Regions from separate parts of the Homo sapiens genome. Here region 2 is linked to region 1. A link is a contact called in ENCODE Hi-C or POLR2A ChIA-PET data. All regions are on one chromosome and are shown on one strand. The core of a region is the stretch at or near the end of the contact, and the rest is flanking DNA. Distances in the headings are between cores, read along the strand shown.

What was found. Hi-C counts contacts between places; a loop is a spot of excess contacts on that map. ChIA-PET counts read pairs that join two places held with the same protein, here RNA polymerase II (POLR2A). Pooled maps may share reads with other maps.
Region 2: a map of mammary epithelial cell shows a loop between it and region 1 (2.6-fold over the local background). The contact joins two enhancer-like sites. A Hi-C loop is called at or near these places in 1 of 168 maps with a recorded cell type or tissue (mammary epithelial cell) and 1 of 50 pooled maps. POLR2A ChIA-PET finds 5 or more read pairs at or near these places in 2 of 52 experiments (AG04450 and MCF 10A).

The regions. Positions count from the first base shown.
Region 1 is chr4:128,385,754-128,388,453 of GRCh38, reverse strand. No RefSeq gene overlaps it. Among named protein-coding and RNA genes, the nearest start is that of LINC02615, 41 kb to the left of the region's middle. RefSeq lists an enhancer at 1-784. Within about 2 kb of position 1,298, at least 27 of the 41 ENCODE cell types and tissues checked have a DNase peak (open chromatin) inside an H3K27ac peak, as active enhancers do.
Region 2 is chr4:128,240,174-128,243,091 of GRCh38, reverse strand. No RefSeq gene overlaps it. Among named protein-coding and RNA genes, the nearest start is that of PGRMC2, 46 kb to the left of the region's middle. Within about 2 kb of position 1,356, at least 6 of the 41 ENCODE cell types and tissues checked have a DNase peak (open chromatin) inside an H3K27ac peak, as active enhancers do.

The DNA of each region.
Region 1 (2,700 bases), core at 49-2,548:
TTTCAATGTACATGTCATAGCTCAGGCATGTCCCAACCCAAGGCAGCGTGGTGTCAGTGGAAGAAGCTAAGATTCAGGCAAGAGAAGGGCTGGTCCCTAAGGAGGAATGGAGGTTGGGGTGAGAGACCCCAGTCCAATGAGCAGTATTTGAAGTGGAAAAAGCACATTTGGGCTCACATCAGGAGTCATATCTCAGGGGATCCAGTGTCATGAACAAGTGAGGGACAACAGTTGGGCATAGGTAAAAGTTTACCTGCAACCAACCCCCAACCTACATGGCATTTCCAGTAGCTCCATCTCTATCTGAATCATCCACCTGGTATTCAAGTTCATGTAAGCCCTTAACTATCTCCACAGGGTTTGTAATTAGACTCCTCAATCTCAGCCCTGGAGCTCAACAGGCAGCACCCCCTTACACTACATGCCAGCTGTTGTCACGCATTGCAGCTTTTCTCCCAGGCTTCCATATTATGGCTTCATTACATATGGCCACAGGGTGAGGAAAGGGCATCTGACACATATATGAGCCCCACACTATGTGACCTTGGGCAAGTTACTTTTATAAACTTCAGTTTTCTTATCCAGAAAATGGGAGCAATAGAGTTCCTTCATCTTAGGGTTGTTATGGGGATTAAATGAGATAATGAATGCAAAGAATGCCTGCCACGTGGTAAGTACTCAATAAAAACAGGATGGTGGATGGATCTTCTTAACCCTGGCCACATGCCTGGAACCCAACCTACCACAGTGGTTCTCAACCAGGGGTGATTTTGCTGGTTGCATTAACTGAGAGGGGCTGTGGGGCTACTAACCTCTAGTGAGTAGGGGCCAGGGATGCCACTCACCATCCTACAATGCACAGTGCAGCCCCGCAATAAAGAATTATCTTGTCCAAAATGTCAACAGTGCCAAGGCTGAGAAACCCTGTCCTGCTAGTAGCTTCACTTGACTTCCTTCGGCCCATGCTGCTACTGTGTCCCCCACGTTGGAGTGGCTTTGGAGCCCTTCCCAGGACCGGCCCATCCCACTGTCTCCTGAGCTCCCATTTGTGAGACTGTTTGTCAAAAGGCCGCCAGGCTTTAGTGCCCTGACCTGAGTCCATAACAGCAGGAGACAGGCAGAATCACCAGGCCTCTCTGACCAGAGACAGGCAAGAAACTGCCTCCTGCAGGGCTGTGGCAAAGAGCCACGTGAAAACAGGCACAGCAGCCAGTGGAGCGTTCCACCCAAACTGGCTCCACACCAGGCCCAGACCATGAGTCACCACCACATGCTGCCGCCTCTCGCCACGACCTTTCTTTATCCCTTCATTAGCCATAAATCTTCAGGAGCAAAACAGCAGAGAACAGACTGGGAAGGCCCTGGCAGAATATCACACCAGGCAAATGCCCAAATCAAAATTCAGAGTTAAATGCCCGGGCCCTGGATGAATGCCAGTCACGGCAAAGCAAGGCTCCCCCGAGCCATCCCTGCAAACCAGGGAAGTGGACAAACGGAACCTCCACTCTTGCCATAATTTAAATCATGTGACAACACTGGGGCATCCTCTCCAAGAGAAGAAACAGATGTGTTTAGCAATACCCAGATGGCTGGAGACAAACTGAAGAACCTGTGCAATGTTTGCCTCTAATTCATGCTTGCACCAAAAGTCCCCGACTCCTCTAATGTCAAATGGAATTAATATTAAGTCTTTCATGCAGTGTTGTGAGAAACAATTGACACAAGTTATTAAGTGGTGCTTTGACTCAAAATAAAGCAAATTTGGCTTTTTTGTTTTCTGGTTGTTTGCTTCCTTTTTAGAAGCAAACCATAATGCTGGGGAAAAGCCTGGCAGAGGCAGCTCCTCCTACACGGAAACTTTACTCTGCCCAATCTCACTGGAATTGTCTTTTTCAAAGTGTAGTTTCTAAGCACCTGTGTTAGAAGTACCTAGAGAGCCAGAAAACAAGCAGATTCCTGGGCCCTACCAACAACCTACTGAATTGAAATGTTTGTGAATAAGGCTTTGGAAGGTGCCCTTTTAACAAGTTCCCCACTTGAGTTTTATACCCCCTAAAGTTTCAGAACCTTGTAACAGTGAATAAACCCTGGGACAGCCCAGCCACTGCCACTATTTCCAGCAGTAAGAAGACAGACTGGGTCCTTAGCTTGCTTCTTTCCTCTGCCAATGGTACCCCATCTTATGCAAGTGAAGCTTCTGGACAAGACAGGACAGACCCGGAATGACTCATCTGAGCTAAACTGTCCACCCTCACACTGATGTTTATAATACTGACAGCAGCAAATTGCCATTTGTCCTTCTTGGTTTTGTAATTTATGTCAACATTCTCAAAGTTAAAAGAGCCTGAGTGTTTCCCTTTCACAGCTGGATGCTGACGGCTCTGAGCAAACTCCCATCTCCATTGCTTGTTACCAGGGAACTCATGATAAACAAACAGATCTGACCTTAAATCAATCTCTCTTCCCCTCACTCCTCCCCTCACCCACAACAACTTTTTTGAGTATTTAATGTGTGCTCCAGACATTCACATACATTTTTCTTGCAAAAGGTCTTGTGAGGAATTAGCTCCATTTTACAGATGAGGGAACTGAGCCACTAAGAGGCCATGTAAGAAACAGAACTGATGCTCGACTAGGCTTTCTGACTCCAAACCCAATGCTCTTAACAGCTAAACTACACTGCCTCCTGCTGTCTCCAGG
Region 2 (2,918 bases), core at 107-2,606, 150 kb after region 1:
CCACACCCACCCACCCACCCACCCACCCAGCTCTGCCAAATATAACTCCTCATCATCTTAGAAGGCCTCTCCAATTCTTCACCTCCCACTCCCTCTCAGGGATCTGTCCCCGCAGTTCCATATATTCTCTTAAGCACACATTTAAGATCGCTCCACTGACAAAATGGCTCTCTTTCCAATGGTTCCCTGTCCCCAGAGGACAAATTGCAAGCTGTTAGCATTACATTCATGGCCCTTCATCACTGGGCCTCCACTGCCATCTTCAATCTGATCTCTCATCATGCGCTCCAGGTGGTACAGTGCCCTAGGCCCTCTCTTGCCTCTGCACCTTTGCACATCTCATCTCATCTTCTAGGAAATCTCTCAACCTTTGCCTAGCGAATTCCAAACTTTTTCTTCAAGACTGAGTCCAAGGATCCTTTTCTTCAAAAAGCCTTTACTAACACCACTCCCATGAGCCCTCTGGGGTGAGGTGTGCCTCATCTGTTCTCCCCTGCTATGCTCACCTACCTCTGTCATAGCATGGCCACCCTGTGTCATCAGCATCTAATCTATTGTCTCTTTCCTCCCTCTCTTAGACCCTCCCCGCGTTGCCTGATCTGTTAAGAGCAGAAATTGACTATCTTTGTGCCTGCTGTGGTTTGAATGTTTGTGCCCCTCCAGATTTCATGTTGAAACTTAATCCACAATGCAGCAGCATTAAAATGTGGGGCTATAAGGAGGTGATTAGGCCATGGGGCTGGAGCCCTCATGAATGGATTAGTGCCTTATAAAGGGCTTGCAGGGGCAAGTTTGCCCTTCCACTCTTCTGCCCATGAGGACACAGTGTTTGTCCCCTTTTCGCTCTTCTGTCCCTTCTGCCAAGTGAGGACATCTGGACGGTACTGTCTATGAACAAGTGGCCTTCACCAGACACTGAACCTGCCTTGATCTTGGACTTCCCAGCCTCCAGAACTGTGAGAATATAAATTTCTGTTTTTCATAAATTATTCAGTCTCATGTATTTGGTTATAGCAGCACAGGAAGACTAAAACAGTATCCCTACCCCCAGGACAGTATCTGCTCACTTAGTGAGTGCATCAATAAATTTCACTGAATTACGACTGTCCTAAAACAACACTTATTCCTTAGATTAGCTCCAGAAACACAGAAGCCCCTGACAGTGCTCCAAAAGACATAGAACCTGAGGCCAGGATCACTTCAGCTTCTGCCAGGGAAAACCCCCCTTTTTGAGGCTGGGTCAGAAACAGTCAGCCTGTGAATATTTTAGGAATGAGAGATGAGGCAGATCCCCCTGGGGCATTTTGACATTTTGCCATCCACCAAGCTGGGAAGTATGCCTCATTCTTAACCAGATGGTCTTTGAGCTGGTATTTCTGCCCAGTCACATGTCTGAGTTGATGCAATTGTGTTCCAGAGGTCATAAGAGAAAAGCTGCTGGCGAATGTATCTGAAAGAGGCAGCCCCTCGTTTTTGTTTCTGTGGCAAAGGTTTTCACAACAATCAGCCTTCTCAAGAAGTGTACACACAGCTTGCCTGACCAGACCATGGTGGGAGACACAGCATGAGCTGTGGTCAGGTGGAAAACATCACAGACAGCTCAGAGGATGACACACGTACACTGTGCCTTATGAGAAATAAGAACAGAAATCTGAGTCCTGGAGAGTTTTCAAGTGGATCCCAAGACCAAATGGTGTGGTTCTTCATCCAAATGTAAAGAGTAAAGAAACAAGATGGACTATTCCACTGGGCCCATCTTGTTTCTTTACAACAGAGGGATATTTGAACTTTTCATTTTTGTAAGAGGTTCTGTAAATGTGTCAGTTAAGAGTTCAGAATGAAAGTGGAAATGGTGTGCTATCGATGATGGCTTCCCTTGCTTACACCTTGCAGCGCTCACATTGATCTAGCCCAAAGAGTTTGCAGAAAGGAGGTCGGCAGCAAATTAGGGATCCAATCTGTCCCCTACACCACATCTCAGAGTCCCCAGAGAATCCTGGGGAGGACAGGGCTGGTCTGATGTGTTAGCAGAGACAAAAGCCAGGCTACTCCAAGAGAGGCCAAAAGAGCATTTTTCAAATGAATTTTTTCCCTGCCTTCATTCCCCACCCACAGCCTTGTCCCTGAAGTGGCAAGTTAGTTCCACAAGGCTTCTGTGGGCTCACGGCATCAGTGCCATTGCTCTGTCATCAACCCCTTCATGTTAGCATCCACCAAAATAAATTCCCTTTTGGTTGTCCACTGTTGCTGTCTCCTCAATGGTATCTCCAACCACGCAGCCTATGCTGCAGCCACTGATATAATAGTCTCCCCGCTTCCTAGCTGTGAGGCCCCTCCAGATCTCCTGTTCTCAGGCTTTTGCCAGCCACTCTTCCAAGCATGCTGAGCATACAGGACATCCCTCAGACTGCCAGAGCCCCACCTGATCTTCCCTGCCACAGTGGCCTCAGGAATGCCCTGTGGGCCTTGCTACTTCTCACAAGCAAGTGGACTCTCCCAGCTTGTCTCTATAAGCTGATCTGACTTGGCTGGAGGATGAAGGGGCACAAGGGTGATATAGGACCCCTTCTTTGGGACTCCAACCAATAGCTCACTTTCTTTCCTATTGAACTCTTCTCCGCATTCCCCAGCCTAGTAAGTTTTTCGACAAAGTTGGGCTACCGGGGATAACGAGACTATGCTCTTGTTCTGTTCTAGGTTCGACAACTATTGTTTTTTGTTTCCTTGGTTTATTTTTTCAAGACATAGCCTCACTCTGTTGCCCAGACTGCAGGGCAGTGGTGTGATCTTAGTGTTCACTGCAGCCTCAACCTTCCAGGCTCTGGCGATCCTCCTGCCTCAACCTCTGAAGTAGCTGGGACCACTGGCAGGTGCCACCACACCTGGCTAATTTTTAAATTATTTGTAGAAATGGAATC